Regions from separate parts of the Homo sapiens genome. Here region 1 is linked to region 2. Evidence: chromatin loops called from intact Hi-C (ENCODE). Cell type or tissue: HCT116. All regions are shown on one strand. Each heading gives the region's core, and the rest is flanking DNA. Links, peaks and the distances in the headings are about the cores only.

What was found. A loop is a pair of places that touch in the nucleus more often than their neighbours do. Peaks named below come from ENCODE experiments on the same cell type or tissue, not always from the same donor. Only the 100,000 strongest peaks of a DNase experiment are listed, where the experiment ranks them.
Region 1: it touches region 2 in a loop (11-fold over the local background); 27 of 110 quality-filtered maps call a loop at or near these places.

The regions. Positions count from the first base shown.
Region 1 is chr5:156,807,893-156,823,407 of GRCh38, forward strand. It overlaps the pseudogene RNU6-556P. Among named protein-coding and RNA genes, the nearest start is that of PPP1R2B, 35 kb to the right of the region's middle. In HCT116, for the core only: a CTCF peak has its summit at 8,309 (motif pointing left); a DNase peak (open chromatin) is centred at 8,295.
Region 2 is chr5:155,610,352-155,625,866 of GRCh38, forward strand. No RefSeq gene overlaps it. Among named protein-coding and RNA genes, the nearest start is that of KIF4B, 600 kb to the left of the region's middle. In HCT116, for the core only: a CTCF peak has its summit at 6,628 (motif pointing right); a DNase peak (open chromatin) is centred at 6,650.

The sequences.
Region 1 (15,515 bases), core at 3,512-11,511, 1.2 Mb after region 2:
TCCAAGCTACTTGGGAGGCTGAGGCAGGAGAATGGCGTGAATCCAGGAGGTGGAGCTTTCAGTGAGCTGAGATTGCACCACTACACTGCAGCCTGGGAGACAGAGCGAGACTCCGTCTCAAAAAAAGAAAAGAATTTTCAACCCAGAATTTCATATCCAGACAAACTAAGCTTCATAAGTGAAGGAAAAATAAAATCCTTTACAGACAAGCAAATGCTGAGAGATTTTGTCACCACCAGGCCTGCCTTACAAGAGCTCCTGAAGGAAGCACTAAACATGGAAAGAAACAACCCATACCAGCCACTGCAAAAACATGGCAAATTGTAAAGACCATCGATGCTATGAAGAAACTGCATCAATTAATGGGCAAAATAACCAGCGAACATCATAATGACAGGATCAAATTCACACATAACAATATTAACCTTAAATGTAAATGGGCTAAATGCCCCAATTAAAAGACACAGACTGGCAAATTGGAGAAAGAGTCAAGACCCATCTGTGTGCTGTATTCAGGAGACCCATCTCACGTGCAGAGACACACGTAGGCTCAAAATAAAGGGATGGAGGAAGATCCACCAAGCAAATGGAAAGCAAAAAAAGCAGGGGTTGCAATCCTAGTCTCTGATAAAACAGACTTTAAACCACCAAAGATCAAGAGACAAACAAGGCCATTACATAATGGTAAAGTGATCAAGTCAACAAGAAGAGCTAACTATCCTAAATATATATGCACCCAATACAGGAGCACCCAGATTCATAAAGCAAGTCCTTAGAGACCTACAAAGGGACTTAGACTCCCACACAATAATTATAGGAGACTTTAACACCCCACTGTCAATATTAGACAGATCAAGGAGACAGAAGGTTAACAAGGATACACAGGACCTGAACTCAGCTCTGCAACAAGCAGACCTAATAGAAATCTACAGAACTCTCCACCCCAAATCAACAGAATATACACTCTTCTCAGCACCACATCACACTTATTCTAAAATTGACCACATAATTGGAAGTAAAGCACTCCTCAGCAAATGTAAAATAATAGAAATCACAACAAACTGTCTCTCAGACCACAGTGCAATCAAATTAGAACTCAGGATTAAGAAATTCACTCAAAACGGTACAACTACATGGAAACTGAACACCTTGTTCCTGAATGACTACTGGGTAAATAACGAAATGAAGGCAGAAATAAAAGATGTTCTTTGAAACCAATGAGAACAAAGACACAACGTACCAGAATCTCTGGGGCACATTTAAAGTAGTGTGTAGAGGGAAATTTATAGCACTAAATGCCCACAAGAGAAAACAGGAAAGATCTAAAATTGACACCCTAACATCACAATTAAAAGAACTAGAGAAGCAAGAGCAAACACATTCAAAAGCTAGCAGAAGGCAAGAAATAACTAAGATCAGAACAGAACTGAAAGAGAGGGAGACACAAAAAACCCTTCAAAAAAATCAATGAATCTAGGAGCTGTTTTTTTGAAAAGATCAATGAAATTGATAGACTGTTAGCAAGACTAATAAAGAAGAAAAGAGAGAAGAATAGATGCAATAAATGATAAAGGGGTATCACCACCAATCCCACAGAAATACAAACTACCATCAGAGAATTCTATAAATGCTTCTATGCAAATAAACTAGAAAATCTAGAAGAAATGAATAAATTCCTGGACACATACACCTTCCCAAGACTAAACCAGGAAGAAGTTGAATCTCTGAATAGACCAATAACAGGCTCTGAAACTGAGGCAACAATTAATAGCCTACCAACCAAAAAAACTCCAGGACCAGATGGATTCACAGCCAAATTCTACCAGAGGTACAAAGAGGAACTGGTACCATTCCTTCTGAAACTATTCCAGTGAACAGAAAAAGAGGGAATCTTCTCTAACTCATTTTATGAGGCCAACATCATCCTGATACCAAAGCCTGGCAGAGACACAACAAAAAAAGAGAATTTTAGATGAATATCCCTGATGAACATGGATGTGGAAATCCTCAATAAAATACTGGCAAACCAAATCCAGCAGCACATCAAAAAGCTTATCCACCATGATCAAGTGGGCTTCATCCCTGGGATGCAGGGCTGGTTCAACATACCCAAATCAATAAATATAATCCATCACATAAAAAGAACCAATGACAAAAACCAAATGATTATCTCAATAGATGCAGGAAAGGCATTCAACAAAATTCAACAGTACTTCATGCTAGAAACTCTCAATAGGCCAGGCGTGGTGGCTCATGCTTGTAATCCCAGCACTTTGGGAGGCCAAGGCAGGCAAATCACGAGGTCAGGAGTTTGAAACAATCCTGGCTAAAACGGTGAAACCCCTTCTATACCAAAAATACAAAATATTAGCCGGGCACGGTGGCGGGCAACTGTAGTCCCAGCTACTTGGGAGGCTGATGCAGGAGAATGGTGTGAACCCAGGAGGCGGAGCTTACGGTGAGCTGAGATTGCACCACTGCACTCCAGCCTGGGTGACAGAGTGAGACTCCATCTCAAAAAAAAAAAACCTCTCAATAAACTAGGTATTGATGGAATGTATCTCAAAATAATAAGAGTTATTTTTTACAAACTCACAGCCAATATCATACTGAATGGGCAAAAACTGGAAGCATTCCCTTTGAAAACTGGCACAAAATTGGGATGCCCTCTCTCACCACTCCTATTCAACATAGTGCTGGAAGTTCTGGCCAAGGCAATCAGGCAGGAGAAAGAAATAAAGGGTATTCAATTAGGAAAAGAGGAAGTCAAATTGTCCCTGTTTGCAGATGACATGATTGTATACTTAGAAAACCCCATCGTCTCAGCCCAAAATCCCCCTAAGCTGATAAGCAACTTCAGCAAAGTCTCAGGATACAAAATCAATGTGCAAAAATCACAAGCATTCCTATACACCATTAACAGACAAACAGAGAGCCAAACCGTGAGTGAACTCCCATTCACAATTGCTCCAAAGAGAATAAAATACCTAAGAAAGCAACTTACAAGGGATGTGAAGGACCTCTTCAAGGAGAACTACAAACCACTGCTCAATGAAATAAAATAGGACACAAACAAACGGAAGAATATTCCATGCTCATGGATAGGAAGAAGCAATATCATGAAAATGTCCATAGTACCTAACGTAATTTATAGATTCAATGCCATCCCCATTAAGCTACCAATGACTTTCTTCACAGAATTGGAAAAAACTACTTTAAAGTTCATAGGGAACTAAAATAGAGCCCGCATTGCCAAGATAATCCTAAGCAAAAAGAACAAAGCTGGAGGCATTATGCTACCTGACTTCAAACTATACTTCAAGGCTACAGTAGCCAAAACAGCATGGTACTGGTACCAAAACAGAGAGATAGACCAATGTAACAGAATAGAGGCCACGGAAATAACACCACACATCTACAACCATCTGATCTTTGACAAACCTGACAAAAACAAGAAATGGGGAAAGGATTCCCTATTTTATTAATGGTGCTGGGAAAACTGGCTAGCTATAGTAGAAAGCTGAAACTGGATCCCTTCCTTACACCTTATACAAAAATTAATTCAAGATGGATTAAAGACTTAAATGTTAGACCTAAAACCATAAAAACCCTAGAAGAAAACCTAGGCATTACCATTCAGCACATAGGCTTGGGCAAGGACTTCATGACTGAAACACCGAAAGCAATGGCAACAAAAGCCAAAATAGACAAATGCGATCTAATTAAACTAAGAGCTTCTGCACAGCAAAAGAAACTACCATCAGAGTGAACAGGCAACCTACAGAATGGGAGAAAATGTTTGCAATCTACCCATCTGACAAAGGGCTAATATCCAGAATCTACAAAGAAGTCAAACAAATTTACAAGAAAAAAACAAACAACCCCATCAAAAAGTGGGCAAAGGATATGAACAGACATTTTTCAAAAGAAGACATTTATACAGCCAGGAGACACATGAAAAAATGCTCATCATCACTGGTCATCAGAGAAATGCAAATCAAAACCACAATGAGATACTATCTCACCCCCGTTAGAATGGCGATCATTAAAAAGTCAGGAAACAACAGATGCTGGAGAGGACATGGAGAAATAGGAACCCTTTTACACTGTTGGTGGGAGTGTAAATTTGTTCAACCATTGTGGAAGACAGTGTGGTGATTCCTCAAAGATCCAGAACTAGAAATACCATTTGACCCAGGAATCCCATTACTGGGTATCTACCCAAAGGATTATAAATCATGCTACTATAAAGACACATGCACATGTGTGTTTATTGCAACTTAAAACCTAGATGACAGGTTGATAGGCACAGCAAACCACCATGGCACATGTATACCTATGTAACAAAACCTGCACATTCTGCACATGTATCCCAGAACTTAAAGTATAATTGTTTAAAAAATTATATATATATATATTTAAAAGTTAAAAAATAAAATAGAAGACAGTATTAGCAATAGCAAAGAAAATAGCAAAAAAAAAAACAAACAAAAACCCAAATGTCCATCAATGATAGAGTGGATTAAGAAAATGTGGCACATATACACTGTGGAATACTATGCAGCCACATAAAAGGATGAGTTCATGTCCTTTGCAGGGACATGGATGAAGCTGGAAACCATCATTCTCAGCAAATTATACAAGGACAGAAAACCAAAGGCTGCATGTTCTCACTCATCGGTGGGAACTGAACAATGAGATCACTTGGACACAGGGTGGGGAACATCACATACTGGGGCCTGTCGGGGGTTAGGGGGCTAGGGGAGGGATAACATTAGGAGAAACACCTAATGTAAATGAGTTTATGGGTGCAGCAAACCAACCTGGCACATGTATACCTATGTATCAAACCTGCACAGTGTGCACATGTACCCTAGAACCTAAAGTATAATAATAAAAAAAATTTAATAAAGAAAAAAAGAAAAATAAAAAGATGTATTTTTGAACAATCCAATTAACCAATTTGCCCTAACTGGTATGTATATAGAACACTATACCAAACAGCTGCAGAACACACATTCTTTTCAAATGCACATGATACATTTACCAAAATGGGCCATGAAGCCAGAATCAGTACTCTGACCATAGTGGAACTAAGTTAGAAATCAGTAACCAAGAGATAAACAGAAAATCACCAAATGTTTATAAATTAAGGAATTGTTTTCTAAATTACCCTGAAGTCAGAGAAGAAATAACAGAGCAAATTAGAAAATATTTTGAACTGAGTATAGCTATCAGAATTTGTGCAATGTAGATAAAATAGTGCTGACAGAGAAATTTATAAAATCAAACACACACTTTGGAAAAAAACTGAAAAAATTATTTAATAATCTCCTAAAAAGCTAAAAAAGTACAATAAATTACATGCGAAAAAGTAGAAGGAAATGTTAAAGAGGAAAAAAATAAAAAACATACAATTTAAAAATTGGTATTTTTGGAGATTAATAAAACAGATAAACACCTATCAAGATTCATTAAAAGAAATGTGAGAAAACTATACTTAAAATTTTCAGAAATTAAAAAGGGACATCATTAGAGATCTTAAAATATTTAAAAGTTAAGAACTTCCAGCCTTCAGATAATATGTAGAAGGTCTTGATGGACCATTTCTCCCACTAGATAAACCACAAAAATTACTGGATCAGCTTGCCCATCTCCCCCATATTTAAGAGATTGGAGGGTTGCAGATCAAAAATGATCCAAAATTCAATTACAGGGGAGGATAAGGTATTTCTAGCTGAGCAGGTATCAGTGGCGAAATTCTCTTCTGCTGAATTTCCACAGGGGCTGGTGGAAGACTGGGCTTATCACAGTCTCTGGAACTCTGCTATGATACAGGAAAGCCTGCAGACCTTGTGGGCTAGTATAAATGGATTGAAGTCTGTAGGAGTTTCAAATGCAAAGAACTTGTTCTTCTTACCTGCTGAGTTTTCCCCCATGAAACTTTTGGTGAGTGTGTGGAAATGGTATGAAAATGGAACTGGAAAAGCAGAGAGAGAGAACTCTGTAGTCTTCTGGTGATTAGATCCCAAGGTCCTACTAGAGAGAGTAGTTTATAATATATACAGTACAGACCCAGTTAGCCCTAAATACATGTGAAAACACAGGTGAAATAAAGCTTACTAAAGCTGTATCCCAGCCACAAATCAGCTCAAATTCTTTCTGGATTATAAAGATTGACCCATTTCCCTAACTTACAGACAAAAGAACACACCCTCCCTTTTAGAAGATAGTATTGTGCTCACTTTGGCAGCACATATACTAAAATTTGAACAAGACACAGAAGATTACCATGGCCCCTGCACAAGGATGACACAAACTCATGAAGCCTTTCATATTTTAAAAATAGAGTTCATGTCCTTTGCAGGGACATGGATGAAGCTGGAAGCCATCATTCTCAGCAAACTAACACAGGAACAGAAAACCAAACACCGCATGTTCTCACTCATAAGTGGGAGTTGAACAATGAGAACACATGGACACAGAGATGGGAACATCATAGACCAGGGCCTATCGCCAGGGGGTTGGAGGCAAGGGGAGGGAGAGCATTAGGACAAATACCTAATGCGTGCAGGGCTTAAAACCTAGATGACGGGTTCATAGGCACAGCAAACTACCATGGCACATGTATACCTATGTAACAAACCTGTACATTCTACACATGTATCCCAGAACTTAAAGTATAATTTTTTAAAAAATTATATATATATATATATTTAAAAGTTAAAAAAGAATAAGATAGAAGACAGTATTTATACCAAGGGCTGTAGGGTTTTATTTTTAATTATACAATTTCTGGCAGGCAATAAACAGCTATGAAATAAGTGAAGAAGCGGGATGTACTCCTAATTAAAAGGAAAAAAAACTGAACAGTAGCAGATCCACTAATGGTTCAAATATCGGAATAAGCAAAGACTTTAAAATAACTATTGAAATATATTAAAGAAATTTGAGGATAAGATTGACAAAATGGATAAAAAGAATGACAATTTCAAAAGATAAAACTGCTAAAATAGAACAAAGTGAAAATTCCAGAACTGAAAAAAAAAATCTACTGTGCATGAAATTAAAAATGTATTTATAGAGCTAAAGCAGAATGGACACAGCAGAGAAAACAGCATCAGTCATTTTATCCAGGTCATCACAAACTGGTTGAAAATCAAAAATATAGGAAAAATTTTAAGATGCACACATAAAATAAATTATTAAATGTAGACATAGAAAATAGATTATATTTAGCAGAACAACAATGAAAATCATGGCTGACTTTCATCAGAAAACAATGGGTGACAGCTGGGTATAATGGTGTGCACCTGTAGTTCCAGCTACCTGGGAGGCTGAGGCAGGAGAATTGCTTGAGCTGAAGAATTCACGTCCAGTCTGAGCAACATAGCAAGATCCTGTCTCAAAAAAAAAAAAAAAAAAGAGAGAAACAATAGAAGACAAAAGACAATGGAATTGACATCTTCAAAGTGCTGAAAGAAAGAAAAACAGAATTCTATAAATGAAGTGCATATAGAGATGTTTAAAAAAACAAAAGGTGAGAAAATATGTCACCAGCTTTTGAAGCTAAAAGAAAATAACTCAAGATGAAAGCAAAGATCTGCAGGAAGGAATGAACAATGTCAAAAAAGGTCAAATATGTGCATAAACATAAAAGAATACTTTAAATTTTCAAAATTATTGACTATTAGAAACCACAGGCCAGGCACAGTGGCTCACACCTGTAATCTTATCATTTTAGGAGGTCGACGCAGGTGGATTGCTTGAGCTCAGTAGTTCAAGATCAGCCTGAGAAACATGGTGAAACCCCATCTGTATGAAAAATACAAAAATTAACTGGGTGTGGTGGTGCACACCTGTAGTCCGAGCTACTCAGGATGCTGAGGTGAGAGGATGGCTTGAGCCTGGGAGATGGAGGTTGCAGTGAGCTGAGATTGTGCCAGTGCACTCCAGCTTGGGCAACAGAGCAAGAACCTGTCTCAAAACAAAAAAACAAAAACAAAAACAAACAAAAAAGCCAAAGCAAAACACAATAAAGTTTAGTGGTTTATAATATAGACAGAAATAAAATATGTGACATCAATAGCACAACGAACTAGAGAGAGATTAGTGGAATTTTTTGTGCAAAGTTTTTACATTGTTTGCAAAGAAGCGAAATACTAATTGATTCTTGTGATAAATTGGGGTGTTAAGTTGAGGATGCATACAGTAATCACTACAGCAGTTGTTTTCAACCTTTGGTAATTCCCCTACCCAGGCCCCAGCCAAGGAACCCTGTCACAACTGGAGTGGGAGGACAGTTGCTACTGCCATCTGCTGGGAAGAGGCTTTGTTTTTATGAAAATTTTGTAGATGAGGAAACAGACTCCTAGAAGTTAAGTAAGTTTCTCTAACACTACCTTTGATAAGGTGAATAGTGGCTCCCCAAAGATGTCCCCGTTCTAATCCCCAGAATCTGTGAATATGTTACATCACATGGGTAAACGGTTTGCAGATGTGTTAAGGATCTCGAGATGGGAAGATTATTCTGGATTATCCTAGTGCGTCAAATGTAATCACAAGAGCTTTTATAAGAGGAAGGCGGTTGGGTCAGAGTCAGAGAAGACACATTATGATGAAAGAAGAGGTGACAGAAGGAAGGGGGATAGGTAGACAGACTGAGAATGAATGAAAATGCTACATTTCCAGCTTTGAAGATGGAGGAAGGCACCTTAAGCCAAGGGATGGAGGCACCGTCTAGAAGCTGGAAAAGGTAAGGAAATGGATTTTTCCCTAGAGCCTCATGAGGTAGCACAGCCCTGCTGATACCTTGACCTCAGCCCATTAAAAACCATTTCAGACTTTTGACACAAAGAACTGTAAGGTAATAAAACTGTATTTTCAAACCACTAAGTTTATGATAATTCATTATAGCAGTAATGGGAAATTAGTATAGATATCCAACTAGGATTTGCTTCTAGATTTTTCAGTCTATGCCTTTAATCACAAGATGGACATAGCTACCATAATGGGAAGAAAAGCTAAAGCATTTTTCAGAATGTTTTTGCCCTGCAGATATCTCTGATATTGCCTAACTGATCATGGTGTTCCTAAAATTGAAATAGACAGGCAACCTACTAAAGCCTTATTTGATTTGTGGAAGTGTTACCTACAGTGGAAAGAATCCAGCAACCAACAGACTCCTCATAACATGAGAGCTTCCTAAATAATCTTAAATTTAAAATATATATACACATATATGTGTATATATACATGTATATATATACATGTATATAGATGTATATATACATATACGTATATTTATGTGTGTGTGTATATATACACACACACGTGTCAAAAGAAAAACTTCAGCCGAGTTAAATTTAAAGGAGTTTAATTGAGCAATGAATGATTTGCAAATCGGGCAGCCCCCAGAATCACCGAAGATTCAGAGAGACTCCAGTGCAGCCACATGGTGGAAGATTTATGGACAGCAAAAGGAAAGTGATATACAGAAAATGGAAGTGAGATACAGAAACAACTGGTTTGGTTACAGCTCCGTGTTTGCCTTGTTTGAACATGGTTCAAATAACGTTGGCTACATTTGATTGGCTGAAACTCAGCGATTGGTACAGTTGTGTGTTATGGTTGGTTTATACCTCCACTTGTTATAGTTCATGACGTACAGAAAAATCTTTAGGCTGAACTTAAATATGTAAGGAGGCAGCTTTAGGCTAAACTTGATTTAATACATGCATACATGTACAAATATACATACGTGCATGTATATATATGATATACACATATTCTATGGATATTTATATAGATAGGCTTACAGATATTCACATATATATGTGTGTATGTAGTGTGTGTGTGTGTTTCCGTGTATATGAGCAAAATGTCTTGAAAAAATACAGAAACTGTTTAGAAAGTTACATCCGAGAAGGGGAACTGAGATCCTAGAGGATAAAGGTGGGAGTTTATTGTTTTGGTTAGATATCCTTTTGTACTTTTTAAATGTTGACCCATGTAAGTATATCGCTGATTTTTTTTTTAAATACACACATAAAATTTAAAAAAAATAAAGAATTCTATTATACTATTGGGGCTAAAATGATACCCCAAAATGAAAGCTTCAGAAGCAGCCCAGAAGCTTCTCTTCCAAAAGTTTCTCTCTGACGTTCTCTTGGCCTGCTATCTCTGACCCCTCAATTCTATCCTGAGGCTAGCAATAGAAGCTAGAATCTCTCCTCCCCCAAGGTGGATCAAAAAACCAGAACCACTTTTCCCCAAAGCCAGCCATAGGACCTAAAAATATTGCTCAAACTTTTCCCCCACCTTTCTGTGTAATAATTGACCATACAGAAATTATCTGATCTATCTTGTTTGATTATAGATTGTAAGACCTCCATTCCAGAGAGTGTCCTGCCCCATACTGAGAAGGAAGGAATGCTGCTCAGAGAGGCCAAGAAGAATCTAGACAGACAGGCCTTGCTCGGTTTCCCCACTCCGTCTATTAGCATTAGATCTCACACTTTTTGTTCAATCCTATTTCCACACGGCCGTCCATAGTTTGTTGAACCTAAGCATAAAAATGGACAATTTCCCCTGTATCTTTGGGTCTTCATTCTTTAGGCTCCCATGCACATTAATTCATTTGTATGCCTTTTTTTCCATGAATCTGCCTTTCGTTGGTTGATTATCAGCGAACCTTTGGAGGGCGAAGAAGTTTGCCCTTTGCCTTTGTAATACCTCCATCAGCAAGAGCCAAGAGAGATTCCATGTGTTTTTCCCCAAGACCCTCAACCATTTCCCCAACCCAACCTTCACTGCCTTTCCTTCACTCTCTGCCTTGAGACAGTGAGGCCTAATCACTCTATGCCTTTCATTCCTGTTTCCAGAGGAAGCTCAGACCCTAGGGGAGCCCCCATTTTCCATGGCTCTCTGCACCAGTATAATACCTTCCCCTGCCTCCTCACCTTCCTTCCTTGCTTTATCTTCTCCATAGCATTGACCACTAATCTGGTATTCTATACCTTACTTCCTTATCTGGATCATCACCTGTATCCCTCTAATACAAACTGAGCTCTATCAGGGCAAGGATTCTTGTCTGCCTTGTTCACTCCTGTAGCCAAAGCAGGAGTAAGAGTGCCTGGACATACTAGGCTCCCAATGAACACTTAATAACAGAGGAAGAGAGGCAGTGAGTGATCATTGAGTACTACGCTGGGAACCACAGCTTTGCTGGCACTAAAATGAAGAAGAGATGAACAGAGGGAGGTGTATTTCCTATGGCCACCCATCCATCTGCCTGGCAGGGACTAGGTGGAAAGAAGAAACTGCTGTCAAGGCATGTCCCGTTATATGTCAGATCCCTCCACACACTACCACCTTGCAGCAAGAAAAACGCCTGGAAGCCAACTAGACAAGTGGCAGGGTTTGAAGGATAAGAGCCCCTATGGCTGGGAAACTGCTGATGTGAGAAAGAAAGCATAATTATACTCACATTTGCAACAGGTAATGGAGCACCATGAGCAACTTAAATACTGACATTTTATTATAGCCTTAAGAGAGAACATAAAAACCTTCAGAAAGAATAACTAAATGTGGCATTTGGTATTTGCCACATCATTTGTGTTAATCATAGAACATTTCTCAGGGGAGGAGCCCCTAACATTTCTTATATGTAAATATATACTTCATATATAAGTGTCTTTATGAGAATATCATCTGTGAAAAGCAAATCATCCAACAAATATTTACTGAGCAGTCTTCTGTGCACCAGGCACTGTGCTAGTCCCTGGGAAAATGACTCACAATAAGATGATGCCCTTATGAAACTTACGTTCTAATAAAGAAGCCCAGCACTAAACAAGACACCCAAACCACAAAGACAGTCATTTCAGACAGTGACTTGTGATGCAAAAGAAACAAATTTGGGGGTCTGGAGATTCCTACTTGAGGATGGGCATGGAGGAAGGCAGAGCAGACACCACTGGGGCCTCCTTGTCCCTCTGACGTCCCTTGGCCATGCACGGCAGCTGCTTGCTCCTCACAATGTGATCCTCAGAACATCAGCAAGGGCATCATCTGGGAGCTTCTAAGAGCCGCAGCATCTCAGGCCTCCTAACAGAACTCTTTAACCAATCTGCATTTTAACAAGATCCCCAGGGTTTGTGAGCACACTAAAGTTTGAAAACTACTCTTCAGGACTGTTTCTAACTGCCCGTATTTGCATATTCCCACTGCTCTTTCTGCATAACGAGGAGCAATCAGAAGTGCTCTCTCCCTCCCCAAGGATCCAGTACCAGTGGAGGGGGTATGTAAATGTTCAAGTCCCTCAGCACTCATAGGGGTAACCCAGAGGCAGCATTTTATGCCTTTCCCAGAGCTTCCCACAGGATGAAGCTTGGTGGCCTGCGGTGGTGGCTGGTGCCTCTTGCCACTGATTTCCCCTGCTACTGCCTTCTGTGCCTCCCAAGCCACCTGCTGCCATCTGCTTGCTTGTCTCAGGGTGCTCCGAGGGGAACGTGAGTAAGACAGGGGCCTCTCTGAAGATGTGAGCTGAGAACTGAAGAATGAAAGAAGCCACCTGGTGAAGAGCTAGGAGAGGGAACAGTCAGTGGAAAGGCGCTGAGGCTGGGAAAAACTGCAGTGCTCAAGGACCAGAATGGAGATCAGAGGCAGGAGCACAGTGGGGAGTCCTGTTGGGGGTGGATACAGAAGTGCAAGAGTAGAGAAGGGAAGAGTAGACATTGATTGCACTAATGCAGTGAGGTGATTGTGGCTTAGACATGTCAGTTGGGAGCACAAGGACCAGAGGCAGGTGGAAGAATGTTGACCTGTTGTAAAGCCAGAGGTGAAAAACAAACTGTGCAAAATATTCACACACACTCAGCAAGCTTTGGATGACTGCGTAAAATTAAACAAACCCTCCAGTCGTACCTGTCTCTATACTAGGGATGCATAAGCTAATGGCTACACCCCAAAAGTCTGTTCCTTAGGTTAAAATGCCCAGCACTCAGTAACATTTCCTTCTCTAAAAATCTAGAAAATGTTCGAAGAGAAGTTAACTGTTAGGGCTCAGAAAACAACACTTCAAAATGAAGGCCCCAGAAGTAAAAGGTTTTCTTCTGACCTTCTTCTGCTCTTCTGTCTCTCAGTCCCATTCTCCCCTGAGGCTAGCCATAGGCACTAGAATCCCTCTTCCCAAGGCTGGTCATAGAAACCAGAACCCTCTTTTATTCCCTGAAGACAACCATAAAGCCTAAAAATATCACTCTATTTTTCCTCTGCCTTTCTGTGCAAAAACTGGCCGTAAAGACATGATCTGGCCTACCTTGTTTGACTGTAGGTCATATAACCCCATTCCACAGGGGGTTCCACCCCGTACCCAGAAGGACGGAATGCTGCACAGACAGAATCTGATAGACAAGAATCTAGACAAACAGGCCTTGCTGGGTTTCCCCACTCTATTAGCAGTAGATTATACATTTTTGTCCAATCCTATTTCCACACGGCTGTCCATACTTTGTTGAACCTAAGCATAAAAATGGACAGTTGGCCAGGCATGGTGATTCATGCCTGTAATCCCAGCACTTTGGAAGGCTGAGACGGGTGGATCACGAGGTCAGGAGATCGAGACCATCCTGGCTAACATGGTGAAACCCCGTCTCTACTAAATATACAAAAAATTAGCCAGGCGTGGTGGTGGGCGCCTATAGTCCCAGCTACTTGGGAGGCTGAGGCAGGAGAATGGTGTGAACCCGGGAGGCGGAGCTTGCAGTGCGCCAAGATCACGCCACCGCATTCCAGCCTGGGGGACAAAGCGAGACTCCGAAAAAAAAAGCGAGACTCTGAAAAAAAAAAAAAAAAAAAAAAAAAAAAAGGACAGTTTCCCCTGTATCCTGGGTCTTCATTCTGCAGGCTTCTGTGTATACCCATTAAGTAAATATGTATGCGTTTTCTTCAATAAATCTGCCCTTTAGCTGGGCACAGAGGCTTACGCCTGTAATCCCAACACTTTGGGAGGCTGAGGCAAGAGCCCAGGAGTTTGAGACCAACCTGGGCAACATAGGGAGACCCTAGTTCTACATAAATTAATTTTAAAAAAATAGCCAGCATGGTGGTATGTGCCTGTGGTTCCAGATACTCATGAGACTGAGGCTGCAGTGAGCTGTGATCACACCACTGTACTCTAGCCTGGGCAATAGAGCCTGGGCAACATAGCGAGATCCTATCTCAAAAAGGAAAAGAAATGCGTTAAAAAAATTAATCTGCCTTTTGTGAGCTGCTTTTTCAGCAAAACTTCAGAGGGCCAAGGGAACACAACAATAACTACACAACAATGACTAAGATAGACATGAACTCGCTTCCTGGCTTTTGTGTTCCTTAATTTAGACTAATTTTCATTCATTTAACAAACATGTATTAGGTAGCACCTGTTGGCAGGACCTGTGGATTCCAAGATGGGCCAGATAAGGTTACAGTGGGGAGCAGCCCCAGCTATTATAATTCCACATGATAAGTGTGATAAACACACTATGAACAAAGGGGTATGCAACTACTGAAAGAAGTATCCAACCCTTTTATTGGGAGTTGGAGAAAGCTTAACAGAAAAGGCAAAATAAAACTGGCATTTGAGTTGGATTTAAAGAGTGAGTAAAAGTTTGTTAGTCAAGGAAGAGGAAAAATAGCAGTTATCTGAGGAAAAGTTCAGTAGGGCTGGAGTATTCAAGCAACAGGCAGTGAGTAGGGGAGCTGTGCGTGGCAGAGCTTTCCTAACTTCAGGACTGTTTCTTTTGCTGTTGTTTTTTTTTTTTTTTTTTTTTTTTTCTGAGACTGTTTCTCTCTTTTCGCTCAGGCCAGAGTGCAATGGCACGATCTCGGCTCACTGCAACCTCCACCTCCCGGGTTCAAGGGATACTCCTGCCTCAGCCTCCCGAGCAGCTGGGATTACAGGCATGTGCCACCACGCCAGGCTAATTTTGTATTTTTAGTGGAGATGCGGTTTCTCCATGTTGATCAGAGTGGTCTCGAACTCCCGACCTCAAGTGATCTTTAGGAGACATAATTCTTCCTAACTGTATTTAACTACAGACAGTATCATTTAATGTTTTTAATCAAAAATGAAACCAGTAGATTACCTCCAGATAAGAAAAATAACACCAATTCATGTTATAATGTCACTTGCATGCCAAACCCAGGCATCAGGAGTAAATAACTAAAATAATTTTATAAGAAAAGGCTATCAATATGGTTAGATTGGTGTTTTACAAAGATAATGCTAAAAGCAGAGATGGTTAGCTTGCACTATGAAAGCTATAATAACAGAATTAAAGAAAATCCCATAATTTCTGCCAAGATTACATTCCAATCTTAAGAAACCCTCCCTGTCAAGTTCTTCAGTGCATCTCACTTAAGTCTTTCTTGCTGCAAATTAAGCCCATGTACCATCCCTGCATCCTCCTTTATAATTAACATTATTCATTCTGCAGATTATAACAGATCATTTTCCTCCTTCCTAACTCTAG
Region 2 (15,515 bases), core at 2,787-10,786:
AGTAACTACAGAACATAATCATTGTCCTCTTCATTTATACCTTCAATTTGGATCCAACAAAAATTTCTCTTCCCTCATTTCCCATAAAGCCTAAATTGCTGAAAAAGATATTCATGAATATCTGTCTAAACTTTGCAGCTTACTAAGTGATTACATGGGAGGTAGCAGGCTGATAAGATATTGTCCCCACTTTATGGATTAGCACACTGAGTTTCTGGGAAATTGATCTGGCTTGCTTAAGCTGTTGCAACTCTGAAAAAATCACTAGGGCCTGTGAGGGAGGTCCTCTGTCATCAAAGCTTGGGCTCATTCTAGTACTCTATGCTGCTAGATTTCTCTTAAGTGAACTGGAAGCATCTTGGCCTGAATTTGAAAGAAGGCAATCCAAGTTTGACTTGGCTAAGTCATAATTCTGAATCACTGCTCCCGTGCAGGTAATTCAGGATAGGCAAATGTAATACAGGATGGCAGCAGAAATCAGACAGAACTAGGTAGGGGAAGAAAATGGACTCTATAGCGAAGCAAGAAAATAATAATGGCAGTCACTCACTATTTTTTGAGCAGTTACATTATGTTAGGCATGATGTTAAACATATATGTGTCTTATCTCATTAGGTCTTTATAATTACTCTATGTGGTTGATATTATAATTAACTCCAATATATAAATAAGATATTTCAGGCTTAGAGAATTTAAGTAGCTTACCCAAACTTAGATAGCAAGCTGGCAAGCTCTGATCTGTCTGACATCCAAGCCTGTGTTCTTTATCATTCTATTACACTTTCTGATCAGGCAACAGGAGACAGAGGTCATTTCTTAGGCTCCCTATGCACTCTTCAAGGTTTCTCTTGGTATCCCATGCTCCTTTTCAAGTTCTCAGTGATGCACAGGATGGACAGTGATGTCTTCTTTGACCATCTCTCTGGAGGTCCTTATTCAAAGGCATCAGAAGCAGTCCTGGACCTCAAGATGTGCCAAGACATCACAGGGGGTTTTAGGGTTCCCCCAACCCCCTGCCATAGTTTAACATCACAGCACTTACCCTTTATTGTTGCTCAGGGCAACTGGTCAGCCAGTTAATAAACACATCAACTTACTTTGAATTCTTGAGCACAAAGGGAAAGAAGATATAAACACTGACAGATTTACTATGGTCTAATTTAATAAAAATGTCAACAAATAAATGCACATTTAGCTGGGAAATAAATATCAACAATGAGGCAAGCTGACAGTGGAGTAGGTTGTAAGAAATTAACATTAAATAGTTTGGGATGACAGTAACTATAAAAACAAAATTGTACCTTGGAGACATCTTGAAACAATTTAACAAATGTGTGCTTTGAACATGAGAGAAGGCGAGTGAATCAAAACCGTTTTGATATAGGACAAGAGCCCACAGAGCTGTGGAGAGCAATCACTTGCATTCTGTCCCATACATCTGCAAAATGACATTTAGTGCAAACCAAGAACAGTCATCTGAGGATCATTTTCTCAAATTAAATGGGCTCCACACACCAAATGGAACTCTTGTTAAAGAGTTAAAGAAAAAGAATGGAGACATGTCAAAGAGATTTAGAATCCAACCTGATAGAGCTCCTAATGTCCAAAGCTGGAAGAATTTGAACCCAAAATAAGTAACATGGTGTTGGATTATAACACAAGTATAAAATAAATATAATGATTCATGCTGATATAAATAAAAGATTGAGTTAATGAACAAGAAGTAAATAAGAAGGGGAAAAACTTCCTTATAGAAAAATTTCAAATAATATAGGTATATATTATTATTAAGCTCTAGGAAGTAAAGCTTAATCTCTCACCTTCTTTGACTATAGGCTGAACTTGGTGACTTGTATTCAAAGAAAAGAGTATGGAAAGGGGAAAAAATAGTAACTTTGCTGTGGAGAAATCTGGTAAATACCACCATAACAAAATGATCGAGGTTAACATCACCAGCAAAGAGTTATGTTAATATTTTGTACCCCCTGATGTGATATGATGAGAAGGGCACTTCATCTCTGTGGCATTCTTCCCCAGAATCATTACCCTAGTCTAATCGTGAGGAAAGCATCAGACAAACACATACTGAGGGCCACGTTACAAAAATGTAAAACTGACCAGTATTCCTCAAAATGGCCAAGGTCAAGTAAAACAAGGAAAGATTGAGAAACCATTATAGACCAGAGGAGGCTGGGGAGAGACATTACTACTAAATGCAATGTGGCATCCTTGGTTCTCACCAAAGGATGTATAAATTCTCACCAAAAATAAATAAATAAGTAACTTCCCCTTGACGAGATCTGCCTGATCCTTTCCCAGCACAGCTAAAGTAGAATGGCTTGCTGAGTTTGGCAGAACTGCATTTATCTCCTAGAACTGCAACTTACTAGCTGTGTGACCTTGAGACATTACCAAACCTCCCTGAGCCTTGACTGTGGAAAAAAGATAACATGTACTGCAAGGTTATTGCGAGGATCCCAAGCACCTACTACAATATTTGCTGGGATGCAGAAGCGCAATAACTCTTAATCCCTTAAGATATTTATGTGTCCAACAAGTTTTTATTGAGCACCTACTATGTGCCTGCCATGTATTAGGTGTTTGGGTTATATCAATGAATGTTTCCTTCTCTGAATCTTTACATGACAGTGTAGGGAAACAGAAGATTAAGGTGATAAATAGGTAAACTGTATAACATGTTAGGTTGTATATCAAAAAAAGGGCAAAGCGAGTGTGAGAAGGGTAAGTAGGATTTTAGAGAGGAAGATGGAGATAGGCATCATTGATAAGATGATATTTGAGTAGAATTGCCAGATTTAGCAAACAAAAGTGCTGGATACTAGTTAAATTTCAATTTTAGATAAATCACAATTTTTAGTATACATAGTATGTTCAAGATTGCATGTCCATGTCACTATTTATCTGAAATTCAAATTTCAATGGGTGTCCTTTATTTTTATCTAGTAACCCTACAATTTGAGCCAAGACTAGAAGTTCTCTGTGTGTATATCTGCAGGAAAAGAGTTATAGGCAGGGAGAATAGCCCACATAAAAGCCCTAGGGGAAGCTTGAGGAACATCGAGGAGGATAACATGGATGGAGCAGAGTGAGCCAGGGAGGGAGGGACTAGAGGACAGAGAGGCACCCAAGATCCCAAGAGCAGATCGCATGGGGTCTTGTAAGCACTTCTGCTTCTACTCTGAGTGAAATGGGGAGCCATTACAGGGTTTTGCGCAAAGAAGAGGCATAATCTAACATATCCTAGCTGCTGGCTGAGAGTTGACTCTAGGAGGGGCAAATCAGGGACATCAGTAAGGAGTTGTCGCAGTCATTCAGGCAACAGGTGATGGTGGCTCAGACCAGACGAGGGTGGCAGCCATGGCAGTTAGAAGTGGTTAGATTCTAGGTATTTAGAAGGAAGAACCAACAAGATTTCCTATGAGTTGTGAGAGAATGAGAAAAGTCAAAGATAACTGCAAAATTTGTGGCTCAAACAACTGGAAAAATCGAGTTGCCATGATGGGAAAGCTGTGAGTGGAACAGGAATTTGGGTGGGGGCTGGGGCAATGAGGAAGATTGGTAGTTCCATTTTGGATATGTATGGTTTGAGAATTCTGATAGACATCCAAGTAGAGATGTCCAGTAAACATTTGGAATGTGAGTCTGGAGTTCAGGAGAGACATCTGGGATGAAGAAACAAATTCGGGAACATTTTAGCATCTAGATGCCAATGAGACTGGATATCACCAAGGAAGTGACTGTAGAAAGATAAGAGAAACAGGTTTAAGCCCTAGTTTAAATGTTGGTGAGAGGAGAAAGGAACAGCAAATGAGACTGGGGACTGACCAGTGAAATAGAAGAAAAACCAAGACACCATATTGTCCTGAAGGCCAATGAAGAAAATGTATTAAGGAGGAATGAGTTATCAACTGTGTCAAATGCTAACAATAGGTCAAATAAGATATCTATTTATATGTCTGATTTCTAATGGACAATGTTTTTGTTTGACCAGTGAAGAGGGGTCAATGGCAAAAATAGTATTGCCATTGTGCCATCTTGGAAAGTCATGTCTCATTAAATTATAATATGATTCTCCTGGCACTCCCCCTTTCCCTTCTTTCTTTCCCCCCTTGAATACTAGGCTATTGGGAAACACGTTGAGATTCCATATTGTGAAAAATTCTATAAAATAAAGAAGAAAATAGGACCATTTGCTATGGTCTTTTAGCACAAGTACACATTGATAAGCTTTTTCTTTTTCTTGTGGAAGGACTGTGGGTCAGCCCACCAGAGAGCATATGAAGCTTCTGCTTCCTCTCATGAGCTGACTGGCTGGGTAGGTGCTTTCATGGATTCATGGCCAGCCTGTTGTAACATTGCTGGTTCCCCACCCAGGCCCTCACTCTCCAGACAGAGACAAGGTCCTGATGAGTTACCTGGTAGTCTATTCAGAAATCTCCCAGCACCCAGGAGACTGAATTCTCTTGCTCTGAGCCTCCTCAATAGCTATTACACAATATATATATATATATATATATATTTTAAATTTTGGAATAATTTTAGGTTTACAGAAAATTTGCAAATATAACAGAAGGAGTTTCTGTATATGCCTCACCCAGTTACCCCTAGTGTTAGAATCTCACCTTGCCATGGTAAATTTGTCAACATCATTATATACCTTTAACTAAACTCAGGCCTTTATTCAGATTTTACCAGATTTCTCCACTACTGTTCTTTTTCTGGCCCAGGAGAGAACCAAGGATGCCACATTGCATTTAGTAGTAATGTCTCTCCCCAGCCTCCTCTGGTCTATAATGGTTTCTCAATCTTTCCTTGTTTTACTTGACCTTGGCCATTTTGAGGAATACTGGTCAGTTTTACATTTTTGTAACGTGGCCCTCAGTATGTGTTTGTCTGATGCTTTCCTCACGATTAGACTAGGGTAATGATTCTGGGGAAGAATGCCACAGAGATGAAGTGCCCTTCTCATCATATCACATCAGGGGGTACAAAATATTAACATAACTCTTTGCTGGTGATGTTAACCTCGATCATTTTGTTATGGTGGTATTTACCAGATTTCTCCACAGCAAAGTTACTATTTTTTCCCCTTTCCATACTCTTTTCTTTGAATACAAGTCACCAAGTTCAGCCTATAGTCAAAGAAGGTGAGAGATTAAGCTTTACTTCCTAGAGCTTAATAATAATATATACCTATATTATTTGAAATTTTTCTATAAGGAAGTTTTTCCCCTTCTTATTTACTTCTTGTTCATTAACTCAATCTTTTATTTATATCAGCATGAATCATTATATTTATTTTATACTTGTGTTATAATCCAACACCATGTTACTTATTTTGGGTTCAAATTCTTCCAGCTTTGGACATTAGGAGCTCTATCAGGTTGGATTCTGAATCTCTTTGACATGTCTCCATTCTTTTTCTTTTGTTTTAAAAGTAGAAGTACTTTATGTTTATGGATGAACATTTTTTACATGAAATACTGGCACCCATGCTATGTATGGGGGTTTGTTTCCTAAATAAATATGAGTTTTCAATTGAATTCAGCTAGGTTTAGACACAGCCTGAGCTTTAATGCTAGAAAGAACTACTGAGGGAAGCTTCTGGAATCTAATTCTTTGAAGATTTCTCAAAAACAAAAAAGTTTCATACTACCAAAAGTTGCACATAGGGTACTGGTGGTGGGGCCAGAGATAATGTTCTATGATTTCTGAAATTTTTTCTTCTCATTTTATTTTATGCTATTTCCCCCCTTTTAATTGATACATAATAATTGTATATATTCATGGGACACATATGCTATTTTTGATACATATAAGATATAATGATCAAATCTGAGTATTTAGCTTACCCATCACCTCAAACATTTATCATGTATTTGTGTTGGAAACATTTCAAATCTTTTCTTCCAGCTATTTGGAAATAAACTTTAATTCATTATTAACTGTAGTAGTCACCCTACTGTGCTATTCAACACTAGAACTTACTACTGCTTTCTAACTGGTTGCTTGTGTCCATTAGCCAACCTCTCTTCACCACCCCCCTCCACTTCCTAGACTCTGGCAGCCACTACTTCAGTCCCTACTTCCATGAAATCAATTTGTTATCTCCCACATATGAGTGAGACCATGTGATATTTGTCTTTCTTTGCCCAGCCCATCTCACTCAACATATTGACCTCCATCCAGTTCCATCATGCTCCTGCAAACAACAGGGCTCCTTTCTTATGGCTAAACAGTATTCCACTGTGCATATACAAGACAATCTTCAACCGTTCATCCGTCCATGGACATCTAGGCCAACTCCATATCCTGGCCACTGTGAAAAGTGATATAATAAACATGGGGGTGCAGGGTGCAGGCAGTTTTTGTTTTTAGCATATCTTTAAGACACTGCAAGGTGCTCCAGGCTCATCATGTGTTTTCCCTGGAATCATGGGATCAGCCATTTCTCCATGGGGCCGTGCTTCTTTTTTACTGGAAAATCATAGAAAAAGCAAGCAAGATCTGGGCAATGGGTACCCAAAGGCATATTACTGGGTCAAAAATACTCTCCCAGGAGGGCTCATGAACCACCTGCACCACTTGTGTATTACCCAGGGGTTGCCAGCAGGGGTCACCAAGTGACTGGGTTGGGGGTGTGATTGTATTGACAAATTGGGGTTAAGGACACCACCACAATCTTCTGGTTGGAGCCCACCTTACAAGCAGGCAGAAGATACTAGTATGGTTTGAGAGGCAACAGTAAGTCCCCTCTTTCCTCACCATTCCAAAATATCTTCCTTTCCCTTCATAAGATTCCTGAAATTCCTGCATTGGAGTTTTAGCCTTTTAGTCTTTTAAAAATAGCTTCCGATTAAAATAAAACCAGACTTTGATTAAAAATTATCTTTGATTCCCGTTTAAAATGTAGATAAATCACTTGCCTCCAGTGGCCTCAAATTTAATCAGAGTTGGATCATAGTATTCATCTAGAGTTTAGGCTTTGTCCTGCAAGTCGTCAGGGAGCCCTGAATATTTTTGGCATGATCTGCAATGCATTTTTAGGGTGATAATGTTGTGGTTCATATGTATATGTGTGTGTGTGTGGTGTGTATGTACGTAGGTGTGTAAATATGTATATGTATATGTGCCTGACACCTAGTGAGAGCTATAGAGTATTTGCTATAATTAATGTCATTAGTAGTAGTGGTAACAGAACATTCTAACCATAGACGGCTCTCTCCAAACTTCCTGCTGTTAATTTGTGACACAGTGTAAGAACAAGTGTGTATATATACGCACATACTTCCATTGACTTCTCACACCCTATGAGGTTAGTACTATTTTTATTTCATTTTACAGGTGGAAAAATTGGGGCACAGCAGGGAAATGTAACTTGTCCAAGGTCACACAGCTACTAAATGGAAAAGACAAGATTTAAAGCCAGGCAGTCTGGCTCCAGGTTTCTGGTTCTTAACTATGCTCTGTGCTACTCATTTGAATGTCTGTTCTCCTCTGCCTTCTTCAAGAGAATGCTCCCAAAATGCCACCTAGCCTCATCCCTGGCTTTCATGTCTCCAGAATTTCATATTTCAAGATCCTCCCTTACCAAGATTATTTTTCACAGGCTATCCCCAGCATTGCCCTATCCCCATGAGCCCTTAGGGTCTTTCTCATTTTCTTTATCTTCTCTTTCCCCACTTATCACTGCCTTAGTGGTAAATGAGTTGATATGATTAAATACCTTTCTTTTGGGGCAGGGGATGGGAGGGGATATTTTGTTTTCAAAATAAGGCTACTAGTATAACCCAAAGGAATACATTCTAATGACAAAACAGATGTCAATAAAAGACAAGTGATAATAATAATAATCAGCAACTTATCTTGGCTTAATGTAAACACTCAATAAATGCAGCAGTTAGCATTTATTGAGTGACTGCTTTGTGCCTGATATTGTACTAAGTACTTCACGTAGATACTTTCTTTTGATTCACACAGTAATCCTAGGAGTTTAGCACCATTATTATCTCTCTCTACAGAGAGAACTTGAGAAGTTTCCCCAAGGTCACACAGCATGGAAAAGCTGGAATATGATTGACAATGGTGAGTCTGTAAGAGGCTTCACCCTTGAACTTGATAAAGTACTCACTGTAGTATACCTCAAATGATACCACACCCACAGACCCAATTTCATCTAGTTCGGTGCTGTGCAGAAGCTGTTTGTAGAGAAGGAACACTTAGAAATTGTATTTCCTATCTATTATGGATCAGTAGTTCTACAAAATACATTAACAATGAATTATATGATCACATTCTTGGATGTTATGCCCACGTCAACTTGTTATCCAAGTCTCTCAATGGTTTCTCCTAGTTTTAAACTTACCACAGTAGGTTGGTAACCAGCAGGTCATGGACTGGCATCAATCTGTGAATCATTCTCTGAATGGCACTGGTCTAATAGTATCCTTTTCACAAATGTGATTCACTAAATGTATGTCTAGATATAACTGAATTTTTATTTCTTTGTAAAATTTGTGTTAGACTCTTTGTTCCAACTGTTGGTTATTAAACCCATAGACATTAGACATTAGGTAGACCTGGCACCAGACAAACCTGGATTTAAATCTAATCCTGCCTGTTCTACCTGCATGGCTTTGAGTAGCTTAACCTCTCTTAGACTGTTTTATTGTCAATAAAATGAGGATAATAATATTTACCCAGATGGATTATTGTGAGAATCCATTGAGACAGGGATGACTGGTACATGGGAGACACTTAATAGATTTTGTTACCTAGATTTCCCATCCCATTCCACAGACACTAGACTAAAACTAGATCTTCCTGTGGCCATGACAATATGCAAATTGGGCCAGGCATAGTGGCTCACACCTGTAATCCCAACACTATGGGAGGCCAAGGTAGGAGAATCACTTGAACCCAGGAGTTCAAGACCAGCCTGGGCAACATAGGGAGACCCTGTCTCTACAAAAAATTTAGAAATTAGCCAGGTGCAGTGGTGCACACCTGTGGTCCCAGTTGCTTGGGAGGCTGAGGTGGGAGGATTGCTTGAGCCCAGGAGGTTGAGGCTGCAGTGAACTGTGATCATGCCACTGAATTCCAGCCTAGGCAACAAAGTGAGACATTCTCCTCACCGCCACCACCCACCCCCCGACAGAAAAAAGAAAAAGAAAAAAAAAGTAAAAATAAACATGTAAAAAGATGCAAATCTGATATATATGTTGGGTGGCTGGTAGACCTCCATAAATTATTAACAAATGTCCGAATGACTGACCACTCTCCAACCAATTCTGACTGTGGGGGAAATTTTCCATTTACACCACCTCCCCTGAAGACTCAGGAATCAGGGATGGGGACAGCCTGTGTACTTGAAAGGAGAGGCTCTCTTTGAGCAGCAGTTTCCTATGTGGCAAAGCAATTTTATTAGACTTCAGGGGGTCGGGGCTCCTCTGACCCTGCCCGCTCCCTGGAGCCGGCTGCCCCAGGCTTACCCAGGGAGGACACAGCTCTGAGCTGCCACATGGTGGATGAAGATTGATGTCAAAATATTAATTTAGAGTCAGCACTGCTGATGCAAGCTAAACATGTGCTTCTTTTAGCCTGCGGAGTCAATTGGATTGTAATTCTTCTCAGTTCTCAGCTCAGGAGTGGAAGAGTGTGTCGTTCCTGGAGGGGCATGTTGGCAGGTGCCTCTGAGATCTGAAAGGTTAATGCAGACTGCAAGTGGGGGCTATCTTGTTGGGGGATCGCCAGCTAATTTTCTTGAGATTATAGGATCAGGGAAAGGCAGAGCTGGACAGGGTTTTAGGGATCAACCTTTCTTTTAAAATTAGAGGAAAAGGGCTGATTAAGAGGTCAGGCCTTGGAGTCAGGAGGACACAGGTCACCTCCTGGTTGTGCCACTTATGAGCAGTGTGCTGTTAGGCAAGTGACTTTACCTCTCTGAACCTCAGTGTTCTCATCTGTAAAATGGGGATAATAAAAATGTCCACATCATAGATTATGCCTTGTAGACTAGTCTCATACGTACACATATCATTCATTCTTTATTTCTTAAGGTTTCAAATAAAGTCTTTCTCACAAGACTGATTTATGCCTTTATTCATCACCTGTTTTGCGTCTGTAATAGATGCGTGGATTGCAACAGAGAGCAAAAGCTGACATGCTGTCTGTCCCCATGGAGGCTGCAGTTTGGTGGGAGAGACAGACCCTGACTGAGTCATCCCAAGAAACAATGTAAATACAACAATGATATGTTGGCAGAGGAACAGTGTCAGGTACTGTGAAAGGGCATCATGGGGGAATCTGATTTGGTTTAGAAGGCCAAGACAGGCTTTCCTAAAAAAGCAACAGCTGACCTAAGATCTGATGCACCAGTAGAGGTTTAGGCAAACGGGGGAGAGCAGGGCAGTCTCAGCTGAGGGAAGACCCTGCGTTGCGTCTCCGTGGTCCCTGCTGAGAGAAGAGCAGTGTGCACAATGCTGGGGGAAGTGGTAGGTGACGAGGCTGGGGGAGTAGCAGAAGCCAGGCCTGGGGGTGGCCCTGGTCAGGATTGGTTTTGTTCCTCCCAAGAGTAAGTGGGTGACTGAGTTGACTGAAGATCAGTCTGGCAGCAGGGAGGGAGGCAGAGTCTGTGTTCACGAGCCTGTGTTCCCAGGAGTTCTTTTGTCCTAGTCTGAGCCCAGGCTCTGCCCTCTGCTTTTGTTTCCCTTATCTATTGGGTTCACTCTTTCCTCTGTTGTGGCAGCACCGGCCTCCCCTTGGTCTCCAGCCCCGCAGAATCTGACCTGCAATTCTCCTTGCTGCTGTTTCAGCTCTCCCTGGCTCCTTTCCCTCCATCCTTCCTTCTGTCATCAAACGCACCTCTCTTTGCTGTGGCTTCATTGGTCCCTGTAGATGTGTTTTTTCCTCTCTGCCCTCCTGTCATCTTTCCTCTGACCGGTCATCAGAGAGATTTCCTGCTACTGGGGATAAGCGAGTCCTGTGCCAATGAGGACAGCCACCACTCAGTGTGTAATGTTTTAAAATTTTACAAAGCCCTTTTGCGCTTGTTCCTCTAATAGCTCCTCATTATCATCCCATAAAATAGTAGGACAAGAATTATTGTCCCCATTTGCTAGATAAGAAAAGGATTTCAGAAAAGTTGGGAGACTCGAGCTTGCTCACACAGCTGGTGTGTTTTGAGCTGGGAGCCCACCCTGGGTCAGGTTCTGTAACTCCAAACCCCTTGATCTTCTTTGTTTTTTTTTTTTTTTTTAACATGGTATCCTAGGACTTATTATTGTGTCTTTATTTTTAATCAGCTTTATTGATAAGCTGAGCATAAAGTGTATACTCTGAGAAGTTTTGACATAAAAATATACCTGTGAAATCATCATCCCCTAAAGGTTCCCTGTGCCCCTTTGAAATTCCTCCTTCCTGCCACCACACCCCACCCACGGCTCACCAGGTCACCACTGATCTGCATTTTAACACCACGGCTACTTTCCATTTTCTAGAACTGTGTGAAGATGGAATCATATGCTGTTTTTCTGGCTTCTTTTACTCACCATAATTATTTTGAGATTCATCTGTTTTGTTGTGTATCTCACTAGTTGATTCCTCTTTATTGTTGAGTGGTATTCCATTGTGTGGATGTGTGATCATTTGGCTATCCATTCACCTGTTGATAAATATTTGGGTAGTTTCCAGTTTGGGGTGATTACACAGAAAGCTGCTGTGAACATTCATGTATAATATAAGTATTTGAATGATGAATCTTGACTTTCTTGTCTCTTGGATAAAGACCTAGGAGTCACATGGTGGGTATACATTTAACTTTTTTCTTTTTTTTGGAGACAGGGACTTGCTCTTTTGGCCAGGCTGGAGTGCAATGGCAGGATCATGGCTCACTGTAACCTCAAACTGCTGGGCTCAAGCAGTCCTCCTGCTCAGCCTCCCAAGTAGCTGGTACTACAGGTGCATGCAATCACATCCAGCTAATTTTATTTTTGTAGAGACAGGTTTTTGCTGTGTTGCCCAGGCTGGTCTTGAACTTCCTGGCCTCAGACTATCCTCCCCTTTTTGGCCCTCCAAAGCACTGGGATTACAGATATGAGCCACTGCACTCAGCCCATATTTAACTTTTTTAATCAAATGGAGTAAGCATGTTTTCTAAACTGTTCTACAAAGCGTTTTTACTACTTAATCCCACCAGCAGGGTATGAGAATACCAGTTCCTCTACCTGTTTACCAATGCTTGATATGGTCAGTCATGTCTTAGAATTTTAGACATTCTAAGAGGTGTGTAGTAGTATCTCATTGTGGCTTTATTATCATTTCCCAAATAACTAATGACATAGATTTTAAAGTGTTCCTGATTGTTTGCATGGTTTATTACATTCCATTTTAATAATAAACTGCCTCAAGTAAACTAATCTGTGTTGTTAGATTTGTTTTTTATTATAAATAAAGGGAATGACTTTTTAAATGTAAGTTAAATGTATGATGTGATCCCATTATATGCATTCATTGAGAGTGGCATTTATCACACTATACAATGGTTTTTCCTTATGAATTTGCCCCTTCTCCACTAGACAGTGAACACCTCAAGAGAAAGTCTGCATCTTATTTATCTTGATATGTCCCCCATATCCACTATAGTGCCAGGCTGATAGTAGGAATTTCATAAATGTTTTTTGAATTGAATTTATCTGTTTTTCATCAAGAACTAGCCCTGTGGTAGATGCTTTAAAAAATACTTAAAAGGTTGAATGAATGAGTGAATTTTGCATCTGGCACTATGCAACCATGTGATGTTGGATGGCTCTCTTCCTCTTGCGATCCTCAATTTTCCTGTCTCTGACACATTTAGGGTCTTTCTAATGCTAATATTTTATAATTCTAAGCATTTCAGTGTCTCCAGACCCCAGCAACCTATGAGAACAAAATAAGGTCATATTTCTTTTAATGCTCAAATTATACTGACTCTGAATTATAGTCAGATGAGCAGGGAGTCTGATCCTGAGATTTCTCATCCTAAATTTTTGTAAGATGCTCATTCTGAGAATCATCCTGCTATAGATGAGAAAGATGTATTTCACAAGAGGATGTAGAGCTTTGGGGTGACCCCTCTTCACCTTACCTTCCACAGGGTTTGAAAAAACACTGTATTTTGTATTTTCTCACAACTGAAATGAACAACAATAAAAAAACCCTGCTCCAGATCTTTAAGATAGGGATTTAGAAAGGGTTCTTTCCATTCAGATCCACTGAGGACGCTAGGTCAGGAAGGGTATCAGTGTCACCTGAACTAGCCCTCTGTCCATTTGTGCATTCCCTAGCCTAGAATCCAGTCTTCCTCATGGTGAGTGACGGTTCTTTGGGTTTATGGTAATCCTCTGGTAATGGACCTGGTCTCAGCAGAACCAACCCATCCTCCAGCAGACAATTTCTAATAACTTGAAGCCTTGAAGGGTAGATGTCCCATTCCCTTTCCTCCAAAAATTCTCCTGGGTTCTTTCGTAAATTTTTGTGTGCAGATACATTTCTGGGAAAGGGCATCACCTAATTCAGTCTACACCATCATCTAAGCCCTGGCATGGTATTTTTCAAAATAGCCTCCATGGACTGTGCCAGAAGCTCCAAGTTCTTGTTAAGATGTTATGGCTTTACCCCAGAACAAAATCTCTGGAAGAGGACCCCAGGCTTTGCACTTACCGCATTGGGTGTTCATTATGCATATGAGACATTTGAAAACCATGGCCTTAGATACCCTCCACACCTACCACCATACAAAATTGTAATGCTAATAAGTTGCTATAATTTTCCCCCAAAAAAGACCTATGATACTGGAATTTCAACTCTCTAAAGGAATGCTCAAGTGGTTCTACAAGAGAAAAGGAAGCACCTGCAAAGGGTAGATGGATCTTTTTCCATTCACTCATCAACAAGTATTCTTTCAGTGCCTGTAGAACCAGCAGTTGACTTCGTGGTGCTTAAATTCTATCTGGGGAGAGACAGACAAAACAAATGTACATAGAGAAGAAGCAAGATAGCTACAGAGGGACAGTACAGTGAGGGAAATGAAGACAGATGTGGTAAGTAGCTGGGGGAGGAGGAAAGGAGGGCCATGGCAATACCCTCTCCCAGAAGGGTATGTATGAGCTGGGGGCTAAGGCAGATCTGAGAGTGGGGCATTTGGGCTGAGGAAACAGCCGGTGTGATTTCCCTCAGGAAGAAAAAATCTCTTAGCTTCCAAAATAGAATAAGGCTGCTGTGGTGAATGAACGAGAGAGGAAAAGCAGACAGAAGCTTGGTCATGGTAAGGGATGTGGAAGACTGAAAAAAGGCATATGGGGAGAGAGAGAGAGAGAAGAAGAAAGAGGAGTTGGAGGAGGAGAGAGAGAGAAGGAGGAGGAGGAAGAGAAGAAAGGAGAGGAGGGAGAAAGAGGAGGAAGAAGAGAAGGAAGGGAGAGTGGGGAGAAGAAGGGAAAAAGAGAAAGAAATAATTGTGACGAAGGAGGAAAGAAATGAAGAGAGGGAAGAGAAAGAGGGAGAGAAGGAGGGAGAGTTCCTGTCTTTTCAGCAATTATTACGTAAATGAGCAAAGCAGGGAGATAAAAAGTGAGGTTCCCATGTGGGCTGCTTTATGGAAATCGGAAGCACATTCATTATCATGGAAGGTAATTAAGCCAAGAGAGTGAATGTGGGTTCAAAAGTCAACACAGTTTATTTATGGAGACGGAGAGAAGGCAAGGCTCTGGTGACAATCCTGGGAGATGAGATTGAAATAAATGTAAAAAAGGTTGGCACATTGACTGTGTGACCTTATACTGTTCCTAAAATTTAATTTTGTCCAAAGACTCATATTAAATATGGAAAGTCTGTTACTGCTTTAGAGTCGTCTAATATTCTGAACAATGTCCTTGCAACAATCATATCATTTTAGCTGTGTTGCCGTGCTAAAAGCAATATTCATTCCTTCATTTTTTTTTTCTCTTGCCTCAGAAATATTGCAGTAACCACCTTTAATCTTTTGAAAAGTCAGAGCCTTTCAATAAGGAAAAAAATTACTTTTTCTGTTGGAGTGGTGTGGTAAATTATATTTTATTGTAACAATTACATAATTACTTTATTGCAGGCAAACCTGTCCTCACTCAGAGGGTTGCATATTAGAGGCTGTAACTATGTCTACTTCCTTTCCCAACTTCTCAGATGAGAAAGTCAGCCGAGCTTGAGAACGTCAGCATTGATGGTGAATTATAGGGGTGGTCTGTTAGTGAGGGAGACCATGTGCTTACCCACGACAGTGGAAATGTTTTTCTTTCAGAATTACTTACTATAGGATGATTTGTGCAAAATCATTTAAAAGTTGCCTCTAAAATCTCAGTTGCATTGGAATCTAAAGAAACCTTTTGGTGTGGAACATTTCAAATGATAGAATCTCAGTTTAATGGGACAGGCTTCCTGAGGGAGGAAAACATTTAAAGTCGGAAATTAAAAACTCAAATATT